2 separate regions of the Homo sapiens genome follow, and region 2 is linked to region 1. A link is a loop called in an ENCODE intact Hi-C map of the cell type or tissue named here. Cell type or tissue: mammary epithelial cell. All regions are shown on one strand. Each heading gives the region's core, and the rest is flanking DNA. Links, peaks and the distances in the headings are about the cores only.

Evidence for each region. A loop is a pair of places that touch in the nucleus more often than their neighbours do. Peaks named below come from ENCODE experiments on the same cell type or tissue, not always from the same donor. Only the 100,000 strongest peaks of a DNase experiment are listed, where the experiment ranks them.
Region 2: it touches region 1 in a loop (4-fold over the local background); 1 of 110 quality-filtered maps calls a loop at or near these places.

Annotation. Positions count from the first base shown.
Region 1 is chr3:114,753,627-114,760,687 of GRCh38, reverse strand. The region is part of intron 5 of ZBTB20 (zinc finger and BTB domain containing 20); the gene reads left to right. Among named protein-coding and RNA genes, the nearest start is that of MIR4796, 14 kb to the right of the region's middle. In mammary epithelial cell, for the core only: no CTCF peak of the experiment used is centred there; DNase peaks (open chromatin) are centred at 1,147 and 3,577; H3K4me3 peaks cover 1,272 bases; H3K27ac peaks cover 2,624 bases.
Region 2 is chr3:114,523,985-114,531,045 of GRCh38, reverse strand. The region is part of intron 6 of ZBTB20 (zinc finger and BTB domain containing 20); the gene reads left to right. Among named protein-coding and RNA genes, the nearest start is that of ZBTB20-AS5, 74 kb to the right of the region's middle. In mammary epithelial cell, for the core only: a CTCF peak has its summit at 3,810 (motif pointing left); no DNase peak of the experiment used is centred there.

The DNA.
Region 1 (7,061 bases), core at 1,128-5,127:
AGAGATGCTGCATGCTTTTTTGATGATATCAAGACATTATAGTTTTGGGGAACATTTGTTTCTTAATAAGTTTATTTTTAAATCCTGCAATATTTACCATCTGAAACATTTATCTGAAATTGTCATGTATTAAATCCCATCTTTTCTAGAACTGGTGCTCTGCTTCTAGTAACAGTTTGAGAAAGGGTTCAAAGGTTTGCCTCTCCCTAGAATGTTCTTCTCACCACTGGTACTTCTACCCAACCTTTACAAATAGTTGATGCATCACTTCTAGGAGGCCCATCCTACATGTTTATGTATATTTGTGTCATTGCTCTGGCTATATTGTATTACAGTTTTCAGTTGAGATGTGTGTTTTCTCTTTTAGAGTCTGGTGACTAAATTGTGAGCTTCTTGAATAACGAGGCTGTGCTTTACTTATCTCCAATATTATTCAGTTCCTGAAATAGAGTAGATGCTCAATAAATATGTATCCAATAAATTAATAAATTTGCAGTCTCAAACACAGGCATATATTCTTATATAAGATTAAGGACATTAATAAAATTTTTTTATTTGTATGTTCCTAAAGTGATTGTGAATCTTTGGAAATTGTTTATGAACATATTAATATGTTTCTTAGTGCTCTAGTCACTTTGAGGGAAATTTTTTAATCTTTGAAAAACATATTTTTTAATCTCTGTATATTCTTTTTTACCCCGAGCATTACTTTTGCATAATGGACTCAAGTGTGTTGTCAATTACTGATTATTTGGTTGAGCCACACAGAAACTGTTAGAAATCCTTATTTTTATTTGCACACTATCTGTTTGGTGGCTTTGTTCAAGCCCATGGATTGTCAGTTAAATGGAAAAGTCTTACTTTCAAGCAAAATTCTCAGCATTTAATACAGTGTGTAGCATATATTTGGGAGTCAATAAATGTTCATAGAATGCATGAACAAATCAGTCATTGTTGCAAACTGATTTGAGGATGAGGTATGAGATTTTTTTTTTAAGGCTAAATGAAATGCCCAGTATCACATAGCAGGATAAGAGAAAATCTGACACTCATAACTCATACTTCTGTGTTTCCAGACTGTTACCCAAGCTCACTGAGAAGTGCAGTATATGTCTGATTTCTCAACTTCACCCTGCAGTAAACTTTTGCAATCCAGAGGCTAGAGACCTCTTTTGTGAATGTTGTCTGCCCAATGACTGTGTTGGCACCAGGGAGTCCCTAGCAGATAAAGTGGAGGAACATATGGTTTCCATCTGAATACAAATTGGTGGACATAACGTGGTAATTCAACTGAGATGTCCTCTATATTGTAAACTGAAAGAGTATGATTAGAGGTGTTTATAAACGGCATCTGAATTCCCCCACACCCCTCCCCATCCCCTTTCCACTGTAGTTTTATCTGTCTGAATCATAGCAATCTAGCCTCCCAGCCTCACTGCATTATTTGTGAAAATGGCCAGTGTGAGGAATTATTAATTAAAGCTAACAAATCACCCTGACAAGCTGTGCCCTGGCATGGCTGAAGGTTGATTGGCGAAAGTCTTCTCCTTTGGAGAAAAGACTTTTTGTGCTCGTGACGCAGTCAGGGACGGATTATTGAATATGCAAGTTAGAAGAAAAATCACAGGACAAGCAAATTGAGTATTTACTGGCAAATAATTGCACTCTTAAGCTGTGGCTCTCTTCCTAAATTCTTAACATTCTCGAGGGTTAGAAAGAAACACAGAAAAATGCATCGGTACAGAGTACATTTCAAAAAAAATACATAGACTGATGTTTCAGACTTGTGCAGGTAAGTGTGATTGTGTGTGCATGGAAAGTGAAAGAACAAGGGAAAGCAAAGGAAAGATAAGGGAAAAAGCATAACTGTTAGTCTGGTGAGTTTTTAAAATCAACTTGTTTATTGGAGCTCAGCGTATTTCTGAGTTGGAAATTTAGTTTCAGTGCTGCATTTATTGTGAAAGTTAGAGACGTGAGAATGAGAGAGGATTTTCTCAAAGTTGTTTGTCTTTATTAGCAGAAGAATATGTTAATGTTTTGTCCCAATAGTAATTATAAATTTTGTTCAGATATTTGTGGATATATGTGTAAAATTATCACTTGATTTAAAGATCTTTAGTTATTTTCAACATTGTTGATTATGACACGTCATACAGTGTTTCGAACATATTTGGGTACAACTATTGCATTTATTTTTAAAAGTAAACACTGTTTTCATTAGGACCAAGCTAATCCTTATTGAGAATTTCTAAAGGGACATTATAGTTTTGGAATACTTAAACTTCAGACGTCTATAATAACTAAAGTGTCCTTATTGTCAATTGTGTGGTCTTTTTATCTGTAATGTTAATCAGACTGCTAAGTTTTGTGGACATCGTAAGACAGGAGAGACTAGTTCAGAGGTCTTTCAGGAATAAATTTAAATACATAGAAATATGAGTGTGCAAATGAAGGTTAATTCCATGTATAAAATATAGACATTAAGAAACAGAGATACTCTTACAAGTACAGCTAGGTTATGTGAGCAACATTACCAGAATATATATATCCATTGCAGATGAATTGCATATTCTGTGATAACCTGGAAAATGCGCTTTCATCGACAACAAACTGTTTTTGAAATGAAAGTAAGTGACTGGAAAAATAGTGCTTTTGGCTTTTAATAACTATGAAAAACATTGATTTAAAACAAAGGCATAATCATAATTTAAACTAAATTAACTAATTAATAATTGCAAGATGTTTTAACAATATAACATCTACATGATACTAGTAATAGGAATAATAATAAAAATGGAAAATCTGGTAATCACACAGAAATTAATCAGATGACTCTCATGTTTTAGAAAATCAGAATTTTAAAATATAAATAAATAAAACATATGTTGCCTTCTAATCTATTCCTTGAGCCAAGTAATATTGTATTGGTTAGGATTTTTCTCTTACTATATCCTATTTTATTAAAAAATGTAATTTGTCTTGGTATAGGGAATAGAGCTCATAAGAAAGTTTAGAAAATATATTTTTTAAAGGTTTAATTCCCACTGGATCACATTCTGTCCTCAGATTTCAAGAGGCAGCCTCCTTAAAGTTTCCTGTGACTATTTGAGGGCAAAATTTGGTCCATTATTTAGAAATAGCAAAGGGGGCATTTAAAGCATATGTTCAGAGACTTAACCATCTGCCTGCTTTATTATGAATACCACAGAGTTATGAGAAATTGGAAGGACTCAAAAATTGAACCAGAGTTCTATGCAAGATTTTAAAAATACAGCACTCTGATTTTTAAAAAAATGTTTTGCAACCACCTACTTTTGCTAAGTATATCTTATTAGTCCTCTATGTAAGAATAGTATTATTCCACCTTTTTGACGTATGGTAAGTGAATGGCAAAGTATAGTTGAGTGACATGAACCTATAGAAAGTTAAGCATAATCCTTTCTCTCTGATTTAACCCACTAAATATGAATACCTGTGGAGTTTTAGACTTGTCATCAGTGAAACTCACAGTGACTTAGAGAAACACTATAAAATGGTGACTGCTGGAACAAAAATGAAGTCCAGCTGCTAGTTTCTGGGCTGTCTACAAATGAGTTGCAAGAGACATGCGGAGGCCAGACTAAAGAGCCCTTCTGTAATCCAACTGTGATGTAATGAAAGTATGAATCAGCTATTGGTTGCCCATGCTGAGGGGAAAAGCAACAAAATATTTTTTTAAAGTGAAAATTGACATTATTCCCAGGTGGTACTGTATTCCTTTGGTATCTGGAAGGATATGAGATTCAGAAATTAATAAAAGAACAAAAATCATATTTAAGTCCCAAGCATAGTAATATTTCACCTAGAGTGGTCGTATAAGGACATATCAATATGAATATAATTGTTAAAATGTCTAATACTCAATTAGAGTTCTTCCACATTACCTGAGTTTTACTAGAATCAGACTGAGACTGGCTGGATCATTCTCAGAGGAAAATATGCAAAGTAGACTAAACTTAGCCTGAATACAAGTTTTTGGTGTTGAGATGACTATCACTCTTTGTTGCTTAATGAAAAGTATTTACTTAAAAGAAAATAATACTGGAAGCAAAGGACTGAAATATTTGGTTTGAAGACTCTAAGTAAAAAATGTATGTGTATGTATCATGTATACTTCTATATTTGTTTACATAAAAATGTTTTCAGAAATATACACTTTATTAGGCTGATTAAGCCAAAACTTTTTTGTGTGTGTAATCGAAAGACTGAACACAAAAATTTTAAAACAGAACTGAAAGATGTCAGTCAGAACTGAATTAATGACCTGGGGCTGAAAATACCTATGTCAAATTTCATATGGATTTTTTCATGGTGGTATTTTAATTTTATATCTCCCTAAATGGAAGTGCTGCAGTCAAGTGAATCTATAGCCCAAAGAATAATGAAATATGTCAATTATTTTAGGTGGTTAGTTTTTATTTTTTATTTTGAGTACATGCGATGTAAATACCAAATACACATACATACATATGTTTTTGTTTTGTTTATTTGTCTTATTTACTATTTATTGCACCAATAAGGGAATTAAAATGGCTGACAATGAAAAAATAAACATAAATACATGATTGCAGCAAAATACATGAATTAGAAATAGGTAAGAAAAATAAAACAATAAAGGAAAGGATATAAAAATGGAGTTAGAAGTGAGGTCAGCATAAAACTATATTCAGTGAAGTGCTATACAGTTGCCTTTAAACTTTCTTGCAGCAAAGTTAAAGAGAAAAGCTTGTTACACAGTTTGTAACATCCATAAGCATAAGAAAATAATTTTCATTATTTGTCTTGAAAATGGCTTTTGAAAACAGCTCTTAGTTTTCCAAGAAATCAATGCTAAAGCAACTCCCACTGTAAAGAATTGAAGGCTGCAGATACCTAAAGGTCAGGTCGGAAGCAGAAGCAGTACCTTCCCTGGGACATGGATGTGGAAGTAGACCAAAGTAATCCCCTTTTAATCCCAGGGCATGTGTTTCTAGAGAGAGAAAAAAAGGACACCATTAACGCAGTAATGTTGGCAAGCTAAAAATGTGTGGAAAGTAGGGAGTTAAGGGGGGAATTTAAAAAAAAAATTTCATGTAAATAAATACATATATATTTTAGCAGCAAATCAAAGATTAGAAGGCATTCACTTTTATAATAACCATTAAAACATGTTATCAAATAAACCTCTTGAATCAATGTTGCTTTCCTAAATTGTTCATAAAACACTTCTGTACTGCTGCCATTCTTCTTCCACTTTTACTTTAAGCAGATTGTCAGTCTCTTTGAAGTTTTAAAAAGAGTCATTTCTGGCTTGAAATTTAATATTTCTCGCCCTTATGTCCTCCCTTGGTTCATTTTGAGAAGTCTTAGCAAATTGCCTATTCTTTTCACGGGTAATTTTGATAGTTAAGTCACATTTAATAGGCTAGTCTCTTCTCTTCGTATTGAAAAGGTGAACTGTATAGATTTATTATTATATTACCTTGTAGCCTAGTCCATGGTAAGTAGTCCAAGGACCAACTGTATCAGGATTACCTAGGGATTACCTATATCAGGATTATCTAGAGCACCTGTTAAAATGGAGATTCCTGAACCCCATTCCAGAATTTCTAAATCAGAAGCTCTGAGAATGTAGCCTGGATCTGCAGTTTAGGAAACTGCCCAGGTTAGTTGTGCATAATAAAGTTTGAAGTCCACTATTTTAAAATTGTGACTTTAAACATTTCTAGTATATGAGTGTAAAATAGTAGGATTTCTCTACAACAATCAATGAGGGTTTATTATACTGTATTAACACTAACTAAAACACTAATACATACTCAATAATATGTGATTGCCTGCTCATAAATCTAGAAACACCTAGATTAGACAAAACTCTGAATTTGTTTGAACCCCTTTAAGCCATATCTCACCATTTTAAAAATATTATTTAATTTTTAAGCTATCATTTATTAAGAACTACTATATACAAAGTCATATGTTGAGTCTGGGCACTAGAGATAAAAAGATGAATAAAAGAGTTTCTTGTCTGAAAAAAACTCATAACTAGAATAATTATGTTATTACTAGGATATTTTCTTATCCATACTAGGATAACTATGAATTGCCACATAATCTACTCTTTAAGTAAAACTCAAGGTTCCATATGGTATTATATCACTAAGTATACAGTTGTTGGTAGCAATTTTATAGAATAGGACCCTACTACAATTTGGAAGCTGCAAAACATAAGAAAACCCTGTAGGGTCTTCCTCCTCCCCACAGTGGGAGATTTTATCTCCCAAAACTAGGATGAGAGGGTATCATGGGGTCCTCCTGATTCCATTTCTCTCATCATTAATCAGTGATTTGTTGCCAGGATCCTTTTTGAGAAGAGAAGAGAAATGTGTGTGAGTGAATATACCAGACATTCTGAGAACTTGCATGTCTCTTTCTCCCCTTCCCTTCTGGTGGCTCAGCTGGCCTGTAAAAGATGCTGGAGCCTAAATGGCAGTGGCCTCCCCAGTTCGCAGGTGAGGCACAGTATGAAGGGGCCCAAGCACCTCTCACGTGGCACTCTTTGCTCCACAAGTTACAGCAGCGCCAGAAATTGAGTATCAACAGGCTAGAAAGGATGTATTGCACATAAAGGAATTAATTAGGTAGTGGTCTGAGGAACATGACAAGAGCTTGCAGTTTCATTGGTGATTGAAGTTTTCCTGGAAACCTTTTGGGAACACCTTTCCCCTTTGTTTCCAGAAAAATATAAGAAATACAGTGGAAACATCTATACCTTTTTCCTTCTTTTCGACATATATTTATTGAGGATGTAATGCCATGCCTTCTTTTATGGACTAGGGATACTGTAGTGAATAAAATAAAGTTTCTACTTTCATGAAGTTTATATTATAATGGGGTAGGAAAGGAACAAAATTACTTAATATAAAATATAAATGTGGCTGGGTGTGGTAGCTCACGCCTGTAATCTCAGCACTTTGGAAGGCCAAGGCGGGCAGATCACCTGAGGTCAGGAGTTTGAGACCAGCCTGGCCATCATGGCAAAA
Region 2 (7,061 bases), core at 2,081-6,080, 230 kb after region 1:
GGAGTTATTTGTGAGGAAGTAGTAGGTAAAGCCATAAGACTAGATAAGATGACTCAAGGAAAAATTATGAGAGAAAGAAAAACTCAGAGCAGAACACTAGGAAATTCTAATACTTAAAGAATAGATGAGAAAGAGGAGCCAAACAAAAGAGGAGAGAAAACTAGAGATAGAGAATAGGGAAATTAGGCCAGTATTATTAAGGAAACCAGGGATGAAGTATTTCAGGGAGGGGCAGTGATGAGAATTAAAAAATAAAACTGAAAATGTCCAATAAACTTGACTCAAAAGAGGTCAGCCATGACACTGAGAGTAAAGTATCAAAAGGGCGATGATCATTTTGAGACAGTAGTTAATACCTGTAATTTCATAGGTGGTAATGATGTTAAAAACCCTATGTAACTAAAAGCACTTCTTTTAAATTACCTAGTTCTTAGATTTCTCAAGTTAGCTCTTCACTTGTCCCTCCCTTTAGTATTATTTTAACTTTTCAAAATGTAGTCACACATTGCTCAACAAAGGGAATACATTCTGAGAAATGCATCATTAGGCAATTTCATCGTTGTGTGAACAATATAGAGTGTACTTACACAAACCTAGATGATAGAGCTTACTACACACCTAGGCTATATGATATAGCCTATTGCTTTTAGGCTTCAAACCTGCACAGCATGTTACTGTACTGGATACTGTAAGTAATTATAACAGAATGGTAAGTTTTCATGTATCTAAACATATCTAAACATTGAAAAGGTACAGTACAAACACAGCATAAAAGATCAAAAGTGTATGCCTTTATAGGGCACTTACAATGAATGGATCTTGCAGAACTAGAAGTTACTCTGGGTGAGTGAATGAGTGAGTGATGAGTGAATGTGAACACCTAGGACATTACTGTATACTCCTGTAGACTTTATAAGCACTGTACATTTAGGCTACACTAAATTTATGTTTTAAAAAGTAATTGTGCTGTGATGTTATGATCACTATGACATCACTAGGCATTAGGAATTTTTCAGTTATCTTATAATCTTGCAGGACCACAGTCAGATATGTGGTCCATTGTAGACTAAAATGTCATTATACAGCACATAATTGTGTTTTCACATAATTGTGAAAAAAAATAGGACTTCCTTTAACTCAGTGTCAGAGAATTACTACTACGAATTTCTTTACACAAATATATAAAAAAGGCAAGCCATACAGCATTTAGAAAAAGACTTTACACTTTATTTGGAAAACATGTTTATTGGGGATGCAGTACACAAAATATATTAAAAGGCTGTGGTTGTCACAATACATTTCCACACCAACAAAACCCCAACCCATCATCCCTACCTTCTACCTAAATATTATAGGATAAAACACAAAGCTAGAATTTTTAAAAATCAAACTGCTTTTACTACCTTCTGTAACTTCTGTACTTTCCAAACCAGCTATGTTCTATTCTGAATTCATTCAACTAACTAGAGTTCTGTGGGTACACTAGTGAAACAAATGTACTATCCTCAAGGAGCTTACATATCAGTAAATAAATTATTAAAGGTGGAAAATGTGGTAAAAGAGACATAATGTCTCGGAGAGAGAACAAATTTCTGCTTTAGGAGTGTTCTTAGTTAAGGTAACATTAGCTTCTATAATACGCACACTCCCAAATCTCAGTATTTCAACATGAGTTTCTCTCTTGCTCATGTAAAGACTGGTCAGGGACCCAGGTTGACAGAGGCTCTTCAGTACATAGCTTCCAAGATTGCTGTGGGTGTGACATCCAGCCAGAAATCTGGTGAAGAGAGAGCAATGATTACACAGGAACTTTTAATGGACCAGGCCTGGGACAGCGTATGTCACTTCCACCAACATCCCACTCACCAGAATTTGGTCACAGGGCCATAGCTATCTGCAGAGAAGGCTGGGAAATGGAACTTAGCTATGTGCTCAAGAGGAAAAGTAAAACAGTTATTGAATAATTAGTAATAATTAGCAAGTAACTACCTAGGGGTCACAGAGGACCTCTCAGGTAGAATTTAGACTTAAAGATGATGGGGGAGTGTGTGGAAGAGTGGTGCAGAATAGGGAAAGGGGGGATTGAAGGAAGAACAAGCTCTAGCTTCACCTGCATGGGTAGAGCCCACAGTGTTGGTAGGGACATGTTAGCTTTCAACATCAGCTTCTTAACAGTATTATTCTTTCATCGGAGGAAATTAGTCTATTTCTGAGGAAAAAAAAATCTGCAATACGTAGCAATTTACTTACTTGGATATTGAATGTTAAAGCAGAGAGAGACTTTGTCCTCAAAACCCTCCCATTTCAGAAGTGAGGAGCCTGGGGAGGTCATGCTCTCTGGATGTCACACAGTGAGTCACTGTCAAAGCCAGAATAGAACCCAGACCTCTCAGTTTCCCATTCCAGTGCTCTTTCTATGAGGAAAGTATAAGTTTGAGCATTTTTAAACCTTAAATATGTAGAAATAACCATGATATTTTATCGTAAATTATTTCAGTCATCTCATTTTAAATTTTACTCCAAACTAAAGGAAAACGGTACTGATTTAAAACATCTATCATAATTCAATATAGCCCATATTTCTTCTTTAGGAAAAATTTTTTTTTGTTTTTTATCCTGAAGACCCGTGCCCTCTTCCTGTGTCTCATGTAGACATTTCACAGTCCAAATATACAGAGCAAGAATAGATGAAATCAACATGTTTACCATTATTCTATCTAAATTTTCAAAGAAAAAGGGAACAAAAGGTGAGTGATGACTGAGTTGCATGGCTATAATTGAGTTTTTGTTGCTTTTATTTTTATAATATTTTAATTGACATAGATGCTTAAATGTATATCAAAATGCATGTCACAGCTCTTGTACAAAGATAAATTTGACTCTAGAGCACATTTTCTTTAGTGAGAATGATAAATTATCTCAGAGCTTGTGATTCTCTACTTTTAAAAATCATAAGGTCAGTTCTTTAATTAAAAGATAAAGAAAAGTAGGCATTGTCCATGTAGTGAAATCACTTTTATCAGGATAATCTAGTAACCAAAAAAAAAAAAAAATTATGAAGGGAAAGACACAATCTATCTTCAGAATAATTGGTCCAAGAATGACTTTTTTATAGTCTCATAAGACCCACATCTAGAAGTCTCCCATCCTAGTAAAAGAAAATGAAAACTCTACTGTGTACAACAAATAATTTGTTCTAAATTTACTCATTTCATTTTTAATCATAGGCCTTAGTTATTTTATCCTATTAAATAATAAGTCTCTTATATATCAACATTCTCTTTTTCAAAACAATTAACATGAATATATGGTCAGCCTCCAGTATAGGAAATACACATATTTAACATGAAGTTGCAATTACTGGTAAATATATGTTGTTAAATACAGTACAGCTGTATGTTCCCTTACCCTAGCCTGACAGCCTCCTTCATTTGTTTCCATGGAGGCAGATTAGACAACTACCTTTTACACTCCTGAGATTATGGCTCAGTATTGCACAGACCATTAGATAATGGAATACAGCTGAACATATATAAAAACCAGCTCCAAGAATGTCTGTGGACAGAAGTCCAAAGGGGTAGCAGTATCTGGATGTGTGAGTATGTGATGACAATACTCTACAAACCTAGATACCAAAGGGCTTCCTGCCCCCTTCAGCCCTGTGAAATAACATGGATATTGTCTTACCCACCTGATATTTTAGCAAACTGCCAAGGCTTATTGATGAACCAACACTGGATTGAGTGCCAGAAACATTCTGCTCCCTAAGATTTGCCCTCCTGTGAGACTCCCATCAGATTTTTGGACCTGCCATCTAGTGGCCACTGCAGTAACAAGACAATCATTACATTTTGGCCTTCTTTTATTTTTTAAATTTTTATTTTTTTTAAAGTTAAATGTGGCTCATCTGCAGCTAAATATGGAGGTGCTCCACCCATTAAACTATAGTTCCCACCTCCCTGGTTAGATATGCTGCCGTTTTCATAGAGCAGCTTCAATCAGACCATTTGTTATGTTCAAAGAAAAACAGATTTTTCACGCAAAATGATACACTTCCCACCTGGATTTGAAAAAAGAAAGTAAGTCTTCTTCCATTATTGAAAAAAGATCTGGAGGAGGGGAGAAGGGGGAGCTGGAGAGCAGGCATATATTCTGTCAAGTAGTTCTACTTGTGAGACTAATTCTTCCAAACTGTGCACCCAACAGAGTAAACCTCTTATTTTGCTGCTTTTGCACTGATCCCCCACATAGCTGTAATGTTCTAGTTGTTTTCCCTGTCCTATAAACCACGTAGACATTTGCTATTATACATAATGTTGGCAAAGGAACAATTTACAAATGACTTAAGCAGGTAATTATTTGTTAGAATATAGGTCTATGGAAGTATATATTACTGTAGCAAAACCTGGTAAAAGGTTAGTTTTGTTTCTGTGTTTCTATTATAATCCCTGGTTGTTAGTTTTTCTTTTTCCAGGGATTTATGAGTGGAATGTAAAAATGCACAGTGGGCTATTATTATTATTTATTATTTATCAAAGGAACATGAATATACAGAGCAAAGGCCAGTTTGTGAACTATGCCAGACAGTTCCCCGTCCAAAAGACCTCAAAATACAACTCTGAAGCAGGTCCTAAAAAATGCAGGACAGAATGAAAGCAGATGGGTGAATGATACTTATTCAATATCTTAAATATAGAACTCACTAGTGCAGGTGCATCTTCAGATGTTATTTGAAAGAAGAGACAGAATATCTTGGCATTGTGTCATTTATTCATAAATATTATAAATTTTATATTATTTGAGAAAATATTCTAAATATGCAAGGTAGTTTAAAAGAAGGTGTGAAAGCTGATTCCTTCAAATGAGACAAAGGGCAAATCGAGTGACTGAACATAAGAAAGTGGAGAAGAACCAGGCCAAGGATGGAGCCAAGGAAAAACAAATCCCACAGGAACACTTAAAGTTTGATGGAAAAAATGCAGGGATTTAAAAAAATAAAGATTCCAAACAATCAAGGAGGATGATGATCTTGGCAGCTATGCCTTGAATATACTAAAATTGCCAAGAGAATCCAGGAACAATAATGGCAATGACAATGATTTAGCTGTGGGAATTGCAGTGCAAGAGTGTAGAATTCTGTGTAGTGGACATAGGGGTTGGTTCTGGTCTCAAAGACAGTATCATAGAGCAGGAAGAATAGTTAGATTTAGCTAACAGCAGGGTAAAAGGTAGAAAATGTTTGTTGAGGAAGATGGAAGTCTATGAAGCTATCTAAGGAGGCCATAGTATTTTTTGAATACCCGTTATCTGCCCTACACTGTGTTAGTTTTTACTGAGTATACTGTAGTTGTAAGTCAGGATCCTTAGGCCAAAAATAAACCTATTTTAAAGTGAAAAGGTAAGAATAACCCATATGAAACAATTAGAAAATATAAAGCAGCTGGTGTTGTTAGGGATAGCAGGATTTTAGAGGAGGGAGAAATCAGCAGGCCTCATGGTAATCATAGAAAAACCATCCGAGAAGTAAGACCTAAGCTGGGACTCAAAGAATTGGTATGTGGGGAATAGACATAAACAAGGGAGAAATATGATGAAATCATCTGAATAGAAATGAACATGGTGTTTTGGGGGAGTAGTGAAATGACTTTACTCGGTGAAATGGATGGTTTGAGCAGGAAAGGAGGGAGAAGCTGGTAGGATAGTAAAGCAAAGCTGTTGTGTGAACCCAAGAATATAAGGATTCATCAGCATGTTATAGGGGGCATTTATTAATTCATCCTGAAAGTATTTATTGAGGGCATATTATGTTCCAGGCACAAATTAAACAAAACTTTTCCCCTTATGAAATTTATATTTAATGAAGGAAAATAGACACCCCCCCCAACAAAAAAAGCAAACAAATAAATGAACAAGTTAAGTTTAGAGAGCGATTAGTGCCATGAAGAACATTAATCTGAGTGATAAAATAGAGAGTGACAGGCTAGAGTAGTGATGGTCCCAAAGGGGGAGAGTAGAGAGTATTCAAAATTGGAGGCCAGGCACAGTGGCTCATGCCTGTAATCCCAACATTTTGGGAGGCCAAGGCAGGTGGATTGTTTGAGGTCAGGAGTTCGAGACCAGCCTGGCCAACATAGTGAAACCTCGTCTCTACTAAAATACAAAAATTAGCCGGGTGTGGTGGTGCGTGCCTGTAATCTCAGCTACTCAAGAGACCGCGGCAGGGGAATCGCTTGAACCTGAGAGGCGGAAGTTGTAGTGAGCTGAGATGGCATGACTGTGCACTCCAGCCTGGGCAACAGAGTGAGACTCCATCTCAGAAAAAAAAATTGGAAATTCTCAAGACTTGGAGATAATTTGGATAGGGAGGAGAAAGGGTAGACACAGGTGATATGTAGCTATCTAGTCTAGGAAATTAAAGTTTGTAATGCCAGTATATAAGCTGGAAAGATGGAAAGTGAGAGAGAGGAAACATTGAGGAGGTAGTAGAAAAGCTAAGTGTTCCCATAACTCCCCCTTGATGCAGTTGTCTACCAGGCAAGTTTCCCAATTCCTTGAAAACGTTAGCCCCTAGCTCACTAACACTCTTTCCATTTCTACCCCATTACAATTATTGGTTATTCACTGTGTAAATACACGCTCCCTCTAATACCTCCTCTCAATTTCTTGAACTTCTCATGATTGATTCTCCACTCTGCCATAGCTACTCATTCCCATGGCTACATTTCTGATGTTTTAATTACTAATAATTACAATATTCCACAATCTCAATTTCAAGCATTCCATTTTCCAACCACAGCCTAATGTCTTGGTAGTTCAATCCCTTTGTTACCCCTAATACACCAATTCCTTAAACCCACTAGGACCCCTAATTCATTGATTTTACCCATAGCTTCTCATATGCTCACTTCATTATATAGCGTAGATTCCATGGACAATGATTTTAATCATTTCCTTGTATGCGCCTTTAACACCATTGACCTTCTCTGACTTAACTGTGCTCTCTTGACAAATCTCAACTATACTGATCATATGCAACTCGCCATCTATTTCATGCCTGTGTG